Regions from separate parts of the Homo sapiens genome. Here region 1 is linked to region 2. A link is a contact called in ENCODE Hi-C data. All regions are on one chromosome and are shown on one strand. Each heading gives the region's core, a stretch centred on a gene start or an enhancer-like site at or near the end of the contact. The rest is flanking DNA. Distances are from core to core; before and after follow the strand shown.

Region 1 (7,300 bases), core at 416-2,915, 270 kb before region 2:
CAAGGTGTGGTGGCAGGTGCCTGCTAGGGAGGCTGAGGCAGAATGGCGTGAACCCAGGAGGCGGAGGCTACAGTGAGCCGAGATCGTGCCACTGCACTCCAGCCTGGGCGACAGGGAGAGACTCCATCTCAAAAAAAAAAAAAAAGGTTTTTTTAAGATGTGGGGTCTTGCTATGTTACTCTGGCTGGTCTCAAACGATCCTCCCTGGGCCTCTCCAAGTGCTGGGACACCCCGCCCTGCTAAGTTTAAAAAATTTTCTTAGAGACGGGGTCTTGCTACGTTGCCCTGGCTGGTCTCAAACTCCTGGGCTCAAACGATCCTCCCTGGGCCTCTCCGAGTGCTGGGACACCCCGCCCTGCTAAGTTTAAAACTTTTTCTTAGAGACGGGGTCTTGCTATGTTGCCCTGGCTGGTCTCAAACTCCTGAGCTCAGGCGATCCTCCCTGGGCCTCTCAAAGTGCGGGGACACCCCGCCTGCTAAGTTTTAAAAATTTTCTTAGAGATGGGGTCTTGCTATGTTGTCCTGGCTGGTCTCAAACTCCCGGGACACGCCACCCTGTACTAGGTTTAAAAAATTATCTTAGAGATGCGGTCTTGCTCTGTTGCCCAGGCTGGTCTCAAACTCCTGAGCTCACGCGATCCTCTCCGGGCCTCTCAATGCACTGGGACGTCCTGCTTCGTTAAGTTAAAATAATTTTTTTTGAGGTGAGGTCTTGCTGTGTGGCCCCGGCTGCTCTCAAACTCCTGGCCTCAAGCAATACTCCCCGGGCCTCTCAAAAGCGCTGGGATCGCGGGCGTGACCTGTCCTTGCAGCCAAGCCTATTCATTCCCATCACCGAGCTGTCACTCGGAGTACAACGTTAGCAAGGACGTCCTGGCGGCAATGTTCCTAGGCATCATGCTACTTTCTATAAGCCTCTCCCAAAAGACAAAAAATGCATTGCTCTGGATCAGAATTGCACAAATGAGCTAAGAAGGGGGTAAGAACCACCAATAACCATATCCTGGTTATTCCAGGACACCTGCGGGCAGGCTCGTTGCCCTATTGGCCTTAGAATTACCCTTCACGGTGGAGGGAGCAAGAGCAGACACCTGCCAGGCATCCACCGGAAGGGTTGGTCCCAGCCGGGGGACCCGCAGGATTGAGCTCAAGGTCAAGGCCCGCCAGCCGCAGGGTCCGTCCATGGGCCCTGCTCAGCGCGCATGCGCCCTCCAATCCGTGCCGCATTTCCCCCCGCCCGCCGGGCCCAGTGCGCACGCGTGGACGTCGCCACGCCCTGCAGCAGCGGTCACGTGACGCGGCCCCCGGAAGCCGGCGGCGCGTGGACAAAGCGATCGCGGCCTTCCACTTCCGGCGCCCGCCTGCAAGGCTCTGCTGCCCACGTCCCCGCCCGACCCGGCCACTCGGTTCCCGTCCCCTAGTCCCCGGAGCGGCCGCGCCCGCGTCCCCACCTGCAGCAGCAGCTTGACCCGCTCGATCGGAGCCACGGCCGTCTTGGAGATGGCGGCGGCGATGCCTCCGGCCAAGAAGTCTTTGGCGAAGGAGATGGCCTGTTCCGTCATGGTGGCAGGGCGGGCAGCGGAACGGGAGGACAGCCGGAGAACGGGCGCGGAGAGTGAATGGAGGGCGTCGCTGGCTCAGCCCTGCCGCCGCCTGGACCGAAAGGACGGAGCAGCCACCGCGCAGCCGCTAAGACGCCGACGCCACGCCCACTCTCCGCCCCCGCGCCTCCTCGCGCCGCGCTCATTGGCTGCGCCGCCAGGCCCCGCCCCACACCAGCCTGCGTGCCTCGCCTCTGAGGGCTGCCGGGAATCCCGCTGCGTCCCGCCCCGCACTCCAGCGAACCGCGCCCATTGGCTGCGCTCCCCGGAGACGTCCCGCCCCGCACCCCTAGGTATGCCGGGAGCCAGGCCCCGCCCATGCGCCGTAGGGGCCGCTGGGGGTTCCGCGGCAGCCTTGACCTTGTGAAGGTCAGGCCGCTGCCAGTACCCGAGCGGGCGGGAGGGCAGCTGCGGAGTCAGAAGCCCACCCTGATGCCCAGTTCGCTCCGAGTGCGTCGTCCGCTTTCTCCCGGAGGCCGCGGCGACCCCGCCGGGATGTGCGACATGTGGTGCCCCGACCCCCGACCCTTGACCCTTGACCTCCGGGCAGCTCCGACCCTTTCAACACTCTCCGGGGTCGTGCGTCGGGAGACCCCGGCCCCTGCCCGCGTGCACCCGGGGGGCCCCGCGCGAAGCCTGCGGCGGCTTCCACGTGGGCGCGGCTCAGTCCCGCTGCCGATCCGTGACTCCGCGCCGCCCTCCGCGCCCGGCCTAGGTTGGTGGGGGGGGGATCTCTCTGGGCCTCCGTTCTTTGACCCCGCGGTGCCCTCCGCGCCGGGGCTGGGGGTTCCGTGGGCCGCGCCCACCCGCCCGGGCTCCCCTATTTCCCCGTGTCTGTGCCCGTGTCTGCCCGGCGGGGGCTGCGGCCGGGGTCCTCCTTCGCGACCTCCCACTCCGCCCTTCCTCCCTCCCTCCCTCCCTCCCTCCCGCCTCCCTCCTCCCTCCCTCCCGCCTCCCTCCTCCCTCCTCCCGCCTCCTCTCCCTTCCCGGCTCTCTCCCGCCCGCCCTTTTCTCCCCGTCTCTTCCTTCCCTGCTTGCCTTTGCTTTTTGCTGCTTTCCCGCCTCCCTCCTTTTTCTCCGTCTTTCCGTCTCTGCCTTCGTTTCCCTCCCTCCCTTTTTCTTTCATTTCTCTCTCCCTTTCTCCTTCCTTTCTTGCTACGTTTCTTCCCTCTTTTTCATTTTTTTCCTTCCTTTTTCTGCTTTTCTCCCTCCGCCCTTCCTCTGTTTTTTCTTTGCTCCCTCCCTCTTTTTTCTCCCTCTTTCCGTCTCTCCTTCCCTTTTCCTCTTTCCTTCCCTTCCTCCCTTTTCTGCCTTTCCCTCCTTCCCTCTCTTTTCCTTTTCCTCTTTATTTCCTGTCTCCCTTCCTCTCGTCCCTTTCTCCCCTCTCTCTTTTCCGTTTTTTTTTTCTTTTGAGACAGAGTTTCGCTCTTGTTGCCCAAGCTGGAGTGCAAGCTCCGCCTCCCGGGTTCAAGCGATTCTCCTGCCTCAGCCTCCCAAGTAGCTGGAATGACAGGCATGCGCCACCGCGCCCAGCTAATTTTATATTTTTAGTAGAGACGGGGTTTCGCCATGTTGGTCAGGCTGGTCTCGAACTCCGGACTTCAGGGGATCCGCCCACTTCGGCTTCCCAAAGTGCTGGGATGACAGGTGTGTGAGCCACCACGCCTAGCTGTCTCTTTTCCATTTTTTAATTTTTTTTTCATTTTTCCTCTCTCCCTTTGCCTCTCTTTTTCTTCTTCCTTTTATTCTTTCCTGTCTTGTTCTTTCCTTCCTCTCTGTTTCTCCCTTTCTCCCTGTTTTCCTTTTTTTTTTTTGAGATGGAGACTTGTTCTGTCACCGAGGCTGGAGTGCAGTGGCGTGATCTCAGCTCACTGCAACCTCTGCCTCTCAGGTTCTAGAGATTCTTGTGCCTCAACTTCCCAAGTAGCTGGGATTACAGGTGCCAGCCACCCCACCCGGCTATTTTTTTTTTTAAGGACAGATGGCGTTTCACCATGTTGGCCAGGCTGGTCTTGAACTCCTGACCTCAGGTGATCCGCCCACCTCGGCCTCCCAAAGTGCTGGATTACAGTCGTGCGCCACTGCGTCCCGCCTCCTTTTCTTTTTTCTTCTCTCCTCCGTCTTTTTCTATCCTACCTCCCTGCCTCTTTCCTCTCTCCTCCCTCCTTTTCCTTTTTCTTCTCTCCTCCCTCCCTCCTGTTTTTCTCCATCATTCCCTCTCCCTTCCTTTCTTTTTCTCCCGTTCCCCGTTTGCCTCCCTCCCCTTTTTCTTTCCTGTCTCCCTGTCTCCTTTGCTCTTTTCCTCCCTTTCTCCCGTCCCTCCCTCCCCGCCTTCCTTTTCACTTCTTTCCCTTCCCATTGCTTCCTTGCGTTTCCTGCCTTTCCCTGTCTCTCCCTTTCTTTCCTGCCTTTCCCTGCCTCTCTCTTTCCTGCCTTTCCCCATCTCTCCCTTTCCTGCCTTTCCCTGTCTCTCCCTTTCTTTCCCTCTCCTCCCACTCTCCCTCCTTCCTCCCTTCTTTTCTTTCCTCTTCTTTCCCTGTGTCTTTCTTTTTTCTTTCCTTCTCTCTTCCTTTTCTCTCCCTGTGTCTTTCTCGCTCTTGTTTTTCCTTTCTCTCCTTTGTGTACTGAGAAAATGACAGTCCCCGGCTGTGGGTGGGCAGGAGTGACCCGCCCCAGAGAGCGGGGTCACCCTGGGTGACTCCTGGGTGCAGCTGTGAGCCCTGCCTGAGGCTTTTCCTGACCTCTGGGGAGGGCGGCTCAGCCTGGGGCTGGAGGTTGGGGCCAGCTCTGGAGGCTGGAGTGGCTGCTGGGCGGCGGGACGGGTGTCTCAGAAGTCACTGAGGCATGGGTAGGTCTAACCTTGGGACATTGCTGTGGGGAGGGCTGTGGAGACCAAGCACATTCCTGAGGCTCTGCCAGGGCAGCGGGGGTGGACAGTGTCCCCTGAGGACCCAGGACCAAGCCAGGCTCGCTACAGGGGTCCTGGAATAGAGGACAGAGGCCAGGAGCGCTGTGGGTGCTGGGCAGGGGTGGGGAGTTTGCTGGGGAGCTGCGCCTTACAGACCTGTGTTTGTTTCCCAGCCTCAGCGAGGCCGGGCTGGACGGGGCCCTGGTGCTGGTTTTCAGTGCCTCAGCGAGGCCGGGACCAGAGCTGCTATTTCCAGATGAGGCTGGCTCGCATCTGCTCTGGCCGGGGCTCCAGGCCTGAGCCCTGCAACACGGCGTTCCCTTTCCAAGTCTGCAAAGCCTGTCTTAGGGGAGAGAAGAAGTTTCCTTCCATGCGGGTGGGGACGGCTAACCATGTCCAGACACTGAGACCGGTGCTCTGTGTGCTCAGCCTTCAGCCTGCACTGGCTTGGTGGCTTGGTGACCCGCCAGCAGGGTGGTGCTGTCTGTGGGCTCTGCTCAAGCTCCTCTCAGAGCCAGGAGGATGCCCGCCTGCTTGGGCCTGGCTCCCAGGATGTGCTTGGCAAATGCTTCTGGGATGGATGGATGGATGGGTGAGTGGATAACGGATGGATGGATAATGGATAGATGGATAATGGATAGATGGATGGATGGATGGATGATGGATGGATGGATAATGAATGGGTGGGTGGATGGATGGATGTGCTCGATCGGCAAATGCTTCTGGAATGGATGGATAATTGGATGGGTAATGGGTGGGTGGATGGATAATGGATGGATGGATGGATAATGGATGGATGGATGGATAATGGATAGATGGATGGATAATGTATAGATGGATGGATGATGGATGGATGGATGGATAATGGGTGGATGGATGATGGATAATGGGTGGATGGATGAATAATGGATGCTTCTGGGATGGATGGATAATGAGTGGGTGGATGGATAATGAATGGGTGGATGGACAGATGGATAGATGGATATGTTTGCTTGGCAAATGATTCTAGAATGAATGGATGGATGGATAATGAATGGGTGGGTGGGTGGATGGATGGATGCACTCTGTTGGCAAATGCTTCTGGGATGGATGGATGGATAATGGATGGATAGATGGATAATCAATGAGTGGGTGGATGGATGGATAGATGGATGTGTTTGCTTGGTAAATGATTCTGGAATGGATGGGTGGATGGATGGATGGATGCGCTCGATCGGCAAATGCTTCTGGAATGGATGGATAATTGGATGGGTAATGGGTGGGTGGATGGATGCATGGATAGATGGATGTGCTCACTCAGCAAATGCTTCTGGAATGAATGGATGATGGATGGATGAATAGATGGATGGATGGATGAATGGATGGATGGATGGATGGATGAATGAATTGCTAATTGGGGCTGTTTTTCCATACAGAGTGCTGCACGTGGGACTTAGCCTTGGACACTAACTCCTTTGCCCCTCGTATCTGGGAGGGAACAACACAGTTGCTATGCCTGACTAGGGCATGACCTGGGAGGCCTTTGGGGCCACACAGCCTCCTTGGGAAAGGAGGATCAGGTGGGCCTCACACCCAGGAATTGGAAGTGGGAGAGACAACAGCTGCTGGGTAGTGGGGGTAGAGCTGTGTCTCTCACTGCCCTGCCCCTCCAAGGACCAAGAAGAAAGGAATGAGCCCCGATCCGCCTGCCAGGTACCCACCCATGAGAACCCCTTCTCTGCCAGCATCTGATAAAATTACCTGCGTAGCTTTAGAGATCACTGCTGCCTGACCAGCAGCCGCTCTGCTGGAATCTGTCCAGAAAGCCCCTTGGGGCTCAGAAAAGTAGGTGGGTTAATAATAGAAGTAGATGTGGGTTTTTTTGTTTGTGTGTTTATTGAGACGGAGTCTTGCTCTGTGGCCCAGGCTGGAGTGCAGTGGCGTGATCTCGGCTCGCTGCAATCCCTGCCTCCCAGGTTCAAGCATGTCTTCTGCCTCAGCCTCCCAAGTAGCTGGGATAGCAAGTGTGCACCACCACGCCTGATTTTTGTATTTTTAGTAGAGATGGGGTTCCATCCATCCATTCCAGAAGCATTTGGCAAGCACATCCTGGGTGCCAGGCCCAAGCAGGCTGGTCTCAAACTCCTGACCTCAAGTGATCCGCCCACCTCGGCCTCCCAAAGTGCCGGGATGACAGCTGTGAGCCACCGCGCCCCGCCCAGAAGCAGAGGTGTTTTAACGGGAAGACTTCAGGCTTCATCGGACGGCCGGGAAGGAATCAGAGCAGGGGTGAGGTTGGCTTTGTGCGGGGTGGGGTGGGGTGCCAGGCTCTGTGTCGGGTGGGGGCAGCAGCACATCTTTTGTAATTAATCATTGCCGAGGCTCTGCCTGTACGAAGTGTGGTCCGGGGAGGGCTGATGAGGCTGCAGGATGAGGGGGCTTGACAGACCCCTTTCCCCAGAAGAGGGCCCCCAAAAGGCATTGCCCCTGAAGAGGGCTCCCCAAGACCTCATCCCTGAAAAGGGACTCCCAGGGTCACCCCCCTGAAAAGGGCTCCTCAAAAGGCCCCCCGAACGGGGTCCCCCCAAGACTGCCCTCTGAAGGAGGCCCCCGAAGACTTCCCCCGTGAAGGTGCCCCCCAAGACCTGCCCCCTGGAAGAGGGCTCCCCAAGACCTCTCCCCCTAGAAGAGCCCCCTAAGACTTTTACCCTGGAAAAGGGCTCTCTGCAAAGCTTCCCTGGACGTGCGCCTTCGAGCTGGGCAGGTAGGGAGGAGCTGTGTACTCGACATCATCCTTAGGATCTGTTGTCCT
Region 2 (7,178 bases), core at 3,454-5,953:
CCTGATGTGGTGGCGGGTGCCTGTAGTCCCAGCTACTCAGGAGGCTGAGGCAGGAGTTTGCAGTGAGCCGAGATTGCGCCACTGCACTCCAGCCTGGGAGACAGAGCGAGACTCTGTCAAAAAAAAAAAAATTAGCTGGGTGTGGTGGTGTGAACCTGTAATCTCAGCTACTTGGGAGGCTGAGGCAGGAGAATCGCTTGAACACTTGAGGCCAGGAGTTTGAGATCAGCTTGGCCAACATGGCGAAACCCGGTTTCTACTAAAAATACAAAAAAATCAGCACAGCGTGGTGGCACATGCTTGTAATCTCAGCTGCTAGGGAGGCTGAGGCATGAGAATTGCTTGAACCTGGGAGGTGGAGGTTGCAGTGAACCGAGATCACGCCACTGCACTCCAGCCTGGGCGACACATGGATACTCTGTCTCAAAACAAACAAACAAACAAACAAAAACATACTTATTGGCAATTGGTTGAAAGAGTTATTATCCGTAGTAAGGAATGTCTGGCTTATGATGGTGTTGTAGAGACCGAGGTTTTATTATGCAGATGAAGCTTCCCAGGTAGCAGGCTTCTGAGAGAAGAGACTGCAAATGTTTTTTTTTTCTTTTCTTTTTCTTTTCTTTTTTTTTTTTTTTTTTTAACGGAGTTTCACTCTTGTCATCCAGGCTGGAGTGCAGTGGCGCAATCTTGGTTCATTGCAACCTCCGACTCCCAGGTTCAAGTGATTCTCCTATCTCAGCCTCCCGAGTAGCTGGGATTACAGGCATGCACCACCATGACCAGCTAATTCTTGTATTTTTAGTAGAGACGGGGTTTCACCATGTTGGCCAGGATGGTCTCAATCTCTTGACCTCATGATCTGCCCGCCTCGGCCTCCCAAAGTGCTGGGATGACAGGCGTGAGCCACCGCACCCGACCAGAGACTCCAGATGTTTCTTACCAGACTTAAGGTCTGTGTTGATGTTCATGCTGAAAATATCAGAGGTGTTTGAACCAGAACGACTCCACCTTGAATAGAGGCTGGGTAAAATGAGGCTGAGACTTACTGGGCTGCATTCCGAGATGGTTAAGGCATTCTAAGTCACAGGATGAGATAGGAGGTTGGTACAAGGTACAGGTCATAAAGACCTTGCTGATAAAACAGGTTGCAGTAAAGAAGCCAGCCAAAACACGCCAAAACCAAGATGGCCACAACAGTGACCTCTGGTCGTCCTCACTGCTATACTCCCACCAACACCATGACAGTTTTCAAATGCCATGGCAACGTCAGGAAGTTACCTTATATGGTCTAAAAAGGGGAGGCATGAATAATCCGCCCCTTGTTTAGCATATCTTCAAGAAATAACCATAAAGGCCAGGTGCGGTGACTCACGCCTGTCATCCCAGCACTTTGGGAGGCCGAGGCGGGCGCATCACGAGGTCAGGAGTTTGACACCAGCCTGACCAACATGGCAAAACCCCATCTGTACTAAAAATACAAAAATCAGCCCAGCGTGGTGGTGCATGCCTGTAGTCCCAGCTACTCGGGAGGCTGAGGCAGAAGAATCGCTTGAACCTGGGAGGCAGAGGTTGCGATGAGCCGAGATCATGCCACTGCACTCCAGCCTGGGTGACAGAGCAAGACTCCGTCTCAAAATCAAAAAAAAAAAAAAAAAAAAAAAGAAAGAAAGAAAGAAAAGAAAGAACGAACCATAAAAATGGGTAACCAGCAACCTTGGGGACTGCTCTGTCTACGGAGTAGCCATTCTTTTATTCCTTTACTTTCCCAATAAACTCGCTTTCCCTTTGGTCTATGGACTTGCCCTCAATTCTTTCTTGCATGAGATCCTAGAACCCTCTCTTGGGATCTGGATGAGGACCCCTTTCTGGTAACAGAGGGGTGTGGCGAGGCCTGGCCAACCTCCACTTCCCAACATGGCATGAACTTTAAATTGAAATTGAAATAATTTCATGTTAAATTTTAGAGTGTCCTGGCCAAGGAGGGAGTCCATTCAGATTTTTATTTTTGCTTTATTTATTTATTTTTTATTTTTTTGAGAAGGAGTCTCGCTCTGTTGCCCAGGCTGGAGTGCAGTGGCCCCAACTCGGCTCACTGCAACCTCCGCCTGCCGGGTTCAAGCGATTCCCCTGCCTCAGCCTCCCAAGCAGCTGGGACTACAGGCGCCCGCCACCATGCCTGGCTAATTTTTTAATTTTTAGTAGAGATGGGGCTTCACCATGTTGGTCAGGCTGGTCTTGAACTCCTGACCTCGTGATCCGTCTGCCTCAGCCTCCTAAAGTGCTGGGATCACAGGCATGAGCCACCACGCCCGGCCTATTTTTGGTTTATGAGAGGAGCTGCTGATACCTGGAGACTTGATACCCACAAGCTCCCCTTAGCCACAGTTCCAAAACAGGACATGGCTCAAGACCGCGTCTGGGGAGGAGGGGGAGACAGGATAATTCAGGCCTGCTGGGTGCTGCCTGCTGGGGGTACCCAGGGTCTGTAGATGTGTAAAGCCAGAGAGCTGGGACCAGAGTCTGCTGTTTCATTTTGCCCAAGACTTTCTGTGGGCCTCCTGGAATAAGGCAGACCAGCTGATGGTTGTTTTTTTTTTTTTTGACAGAGTCTTTCTCTGTCACCCAGGCTGGAGTGCAATGGCGCGATCTCGCCTCACTGCAACCTCCGTCTCCCAGGTTCAAGTGATTCCCCTGCCTCAGCCTCCCGAGTAGCTGGGACTACAGGTGCGCACCACCATGCCTGGCTAAATTTTGTATTTTTAGTAGAGATGGGGTTTCAGCATGTTGGTTAGGCTGGTCTTGTACTCCTGACCTCAAGTGATCCACCAGCCTCGGCCTCCCAAAGTCCTGGGATGACAGGCGTGAGCCACCACGCCAGGCCCGGGTAATATCTCTTATAGCTAGAGTGATTTTAGAGTGACCTTCGCATATCGTGACCCGTGAGTGAGTTTCCTGGGCGTGATGGTTAATACTGAATGGCAGCTTGATTGGATTGAAAGATCCAATCAAAGCGTTGTTCCTGGGTGTGTCTGTGAGGGTGTTGCCAAAGGAGAATAACACTAGAGTCAGTGGACTCGGAGAGGCAGAACCCCCCTCAATCTGGGTGGGCACCGTCTCATCAGCTGCCAGTCTGGCCAGAATAAAAGCAGGCAGAGGAGCGTGAAAAGGCTAGACTGGCTTAGCCTCCCAGCCTCCATCTTCCTCCTTTGCTGGATGCTTCCTGCCCTGGACCACTGGACTCCAAGTTCTTAATCCTTGGGACTCAGACTGGCTTCCTGCCTCCTCAGCTTGTAGATGACCTATGGTGGGACCTCACCTTGTGACTCTGTGAGTTAATTCTCCTTAATAAACTCCCCTTCATATATATATAATTCATGTGGACTCTTTCTAGACCATATAGATTGTATTAGTCAGGGTTCCTTAGAGGAATAGAACAAATAGAAGATACACACACACGCACACACACATATATATGTACGTATATGTGTGTATATATACACGTGTATATATACACACATATATACACGTGTATACACACACATGTGTATATATACATGTATACACATATATGTGTATATGCACATGTGTATACACACATATGTGCATGTACACATATGTGCATATACGCATATATACACGTGTGTATACGCATATATACGTGTGTACACGCATATATACACGTGTGTACACACATATATACACGTGTGTACACGCATATATACACGTGTGTATACGCATATATACACACATACACACATATATACACACATATACACACACACATATATATACACACACAATACATATATATGTGTGTGTGTGTGTGCGTGTGTGTGTATATATCTTCTATTAGTTCTATTCCTCTAAGGAACCCTGACTAATACAATGTATATGGTCTAAAAAGAGTCCATATGAATAATCCACTCCTAGTTTAGCATATCATCAAGAAATAACCATAAAAATGGGGGCCAGGTGTGGTGGCTCACGCCTGTCATCCCAGCACTTTGGGAGGCCGAGGTGGGTGGATCGCCTGAGGTCGGGAGTTTGAGACCAGCCTGGCCAACATGGTGAAACCCCATCTCTACTAAAAATACAAAAAAAATTAGTCGGGCATGGTGGCAGTTACCTGTAATCCCAGCTACTCGGGAGGCTGAGGCAGGAGAATCGCTTGAACCCGGGTGGCGGAGGTTGCAGTGAGCCGAGATCACGCCACTGCACTCCAGCGTGGGTGACAGAGTGAGACTCCATCTCAAAAAAAAGAGAAAAGGTTGTATTCTTTTGAGTCCTTGATAGCCTCTGACTGAATACATCATGTATTAGTTTGGTGTAGAAGTAACGGAGTGAAAACAAAAACAACAAAACAACCACCACCACCACCACAACAAAAAACACCCAGGCACAAAAGTGCAAAATGGCACAATATCATTTGCATGAAGTGTCTAGAATAAGACTGCTTGCAGAGTCAGAGAGCAGATGGGTGATTGCTTAAGGCTGAGAGCAGGGAGACTGGGGAGTGACGGTTTAATGGGTATGGGGTGTTTTTTTTTGGGTTACGAAGGTGTTCTGGAACTAGCTAGGGCCGGTGGTTGTGTAAAATGCTCAGTGCACTAAATCGTCTCTTCATTGTGCAATTTTTAAAATGGCAAACTGTGTGTGATGGGTATTTTCCCACAGTAAGAAACAGCAGCAGCACAAAGGGAGGTGATAACTCACGTCATATCACACCCTGCAGGCCCCATCACCCTTCCTCCTTCCTCTGTTCACCTCCTCCTCCTTTTCCGGGCTCTGCAGACGAGCCCGGGCAGCCCTCCCCGCTGGCCGTCTGGACCCAGGCCTGCCTGTCTTGGGTGCATTTTAGGACATTAAGTCTGGCTGGAACCTGAGAGCATCAGCCATGCGGTAAGTCCCCACATCCCTCCAGCAGTCTGGGAGGGGAGCTCTCTCCTTTGCTTTTGTACACTCTGGAGAAAATTGTCAGGCAGCAGACATGAAGAGCCTCTGGGGAGATTCAGTGAGGGCTGGCAGGCAGGTGTCCAGGAGCCTGAGTGACTCACGAGAGAAAGGACATATTCCTTAAAGACAAATTCATCAACGGATTGGTTTAAATAATTCCTGCTCAGCACATCCCAAATTAAGCTTCGTCATCAGACACTGCATCTGTTGCCTTTTCTAGAAACATGAGCTCTAAGCTCAGTGACACCGTCTGTCAGGGTTTCAACGTTTCACCTCCCCCCTCCAGGGGAGCCGGTTTCCATACACCAAAGCTCTCCAAGGTCCAGTTGTGAGGATGGGGAACGCTGGCTGTCTGGTGACGGCCTTTCCAAAGCTGCCCTGTCCTCTTGCATTAAGAAAGATTAGTTTGTACTCCGGGAGGAGAGGCGCAGAAGGTTAACAAGATTAGAGAGAGCTCCTGAGACCTGCGGTGAGATTCCCTGAGGGATGTGGCTAATAAAACTGTAAAAACAACGCAGGCGGTGTCTCTCACCGCCGGGTCCTGATTTCAGGGCCGCAAATGTCTACCTCTTCTAGGCAGTTTGCTACCTCAATAATTTAGGTTGTCAGTTGTGGTATCCAAGCCCCAGCACACTTTTTTGTTTGTTTGTTTGTTTGTTTGTTTTGCAGTTTGCAGGTGATAGTTTCTAAAGATGTGTTTTTCTATTTTTCTTTCTTTCTTTCTTTTTTTTTTTTTTTTTGAGACAGAATCTCACTCTGTCGCCCAGGCTGGAGTGCAGTGGGGCGATCTCAGCTCACTGCAAGCTCCGCCTCCCGGGTTCACGCCATTCTCCTGCCTCAGCCTCCCGAATAGCTGGGACTACAGGCGCCCGCCACCACGCCCGGCTAATTTTTTGTATTTTTAGTAGAGACGGGGTTTCACTGTGTTAGCCAGGATGGTCTCGATCTCCTGACCTCGCGATCTCCCCGCCTCGGCCTCCCAAAGTGCTGGGATTACAGGCATGAGCCACCACGCCTGGCTAATTTTTTGTATTTTTAGTAGAGACGGGGTTTCACTGTGTTAGCCAGGATGGTCTCGAACTCCTGACCTCGTGATCCGCCCACCTCAGCCTCCCAAAGTGCTGGGATAACAGGCGTGAGCCACCGCGCCCGGTCTATTTTTCTTAACTAAGAAATGTGTATGTGTGTGCATATGGTTGTGTGGCTGGTAGAGGTGGAGAGCTTCAGGAATGTGTGTATGCGTGTGTGTTTCTGCGTGTGTCTGTGTATGTGTTTGTGTGTTATCTTTGCTTGTGATTATGTTTGTGTCTGTACATATGTGTGTGTCTTTGTGGATGTGTGTTTGTATATGTATGGCTGTCTGTGTGTGTTTGCCTCTTTGTGTATGCATGTGAATGTGTGTGTTTATATTTGTGTATTTATGTCTGTGTAAGTGTATTATGTATTTGCACATGAGTGTGTTTCTGCATGTGTATATTTGGGTGTCTGTGTGTGTGCATGTGTGTGTATATGCATGCTAGTGTGTGTGCAGTTGTTTGTGTATGCATTTGTGCATATGTGCATGTGTGCATTTGTGTGTGTAGATATGGATATGGATGAGCGTGTATATTAATGTCTGTATGCATTTGTGTGTATGTGCATGTGTATATTTGCGTGTGTAGATATGGATATGTATGAGCATGTATATTAGTGTCTGTATGCATTTGTGTGTATGTGTGCATATGTGCATGTGTGCCTTTGTGTGTGTACATATGGATATGTATGCACGTGTATGCTGGTGTCTGTATGCATTTGTGTGTATGTGTTTGTGCATGTGTATATTTGGGTGTGTGTAGATATGGATATGTATGAGTGTGTATGCCTGTTAGTGTCTGTATGCATTTGTATTTGTATTTGTGTATGTGAATGTGAGCATTTGCACATGTGTGTATACGTGTGTCTGCATGTGTGCATCTATGTGTGTGCGTGTATGTGCAAGTGCGTATGTGTATAGGCACATGCTGATTTGTGTGTGTGAGAGGAGGGGCACAGGCAGACACTCTCTGTGTGGTCCCAGGTGAGGCCTGGTGGCAACGAGCCTGGTGCGTTCAGCCCTGGGTGGATGTGGTAGCGGAGGGAACAGCAGGGCAGCGTCCGAGGTGTGAAAAAGCACAACCTGCCCCGAGAGAGCCCTGCGCTCTGGGCCATCTCGGCTTCTTGGGCCATAGGTACATTCCTCACAGGTG

What was found. Hi-C counts contacts between places; a loop is a spot of excess contacts on that map. Pooled maps may share reads with other maps.
Region 1: a loop to region 2 is called in a map of natural killer cell, with 5 times the contacts of the local background. The contact joins the promoter of SLC25A6 here to the enhancer-like site in region 2. A Hi-C loop is called at or near these places in 5 of 168 maps with a recorded cell type or tissue (CD4-positive, alpha-beta memory T cell, CD8-positive, alpha-beta T cell, naive thymus-derived CD4-positive, alpha-beta T cell and 1 more), 4 of 37 single-sample maps with no recorded cell type and 14 of 50 pooled maps.

The regions. Positions count from the first base shown.
Region 1 is chrX:1,390,448-1,397,747 of GRCh38, forward strand. SLC25A6 (solute carrier family 25 member 6) reads right to left here and starts at 1,666. Exons shown (of 4, transcript NM_001636.4): 1 at 1,452-1,666. The coding sequence starts at 1,562. LOC124900597 (serine/arginine repetitive matrix protein 1-like) reads left to right here and starts at 1,561. Exons shown (of 5, transcript XM_011546186.2): 1 at 1,561-1,784; 2 at 1,895-2,316; 3 at 4,683-5,101; 4 at 5,925-6,777. The coding sequence starts at 1,561. The coding sequence ends at 5,945. It overlaps LINC00106 (long intergenic non-protein coding RNA 106), which reads left to right and starts at 6,578. Exons shown (of 3, transcript NR_130733.1): 1 at 6,578-6,777. RefSeq lists enhancers at 930-1,525, 1,526-2,120, 1,564-2,166.
Region 2 is chrX:1,652,973-1,660,150 of GRCh38, forward strand. No RefSeq gene overlaps it. Among named protein-coding and RNA genes, the nearest start is that of ASMT, 42 kb to the left of the region's middle. RefSeq lists enhancers at 4,326-4,827, 4,828-5,327. Within about 2 kb of position 4,704, at least 9 of the 41 ENCODE cell types and tissues checked have a DNase peak (open chromatin) inside an H3K27ac peak, as active enhancers do; they include CD8-positive, alpha-beta T cell and natural killer cell, where a contact is called at or near this core.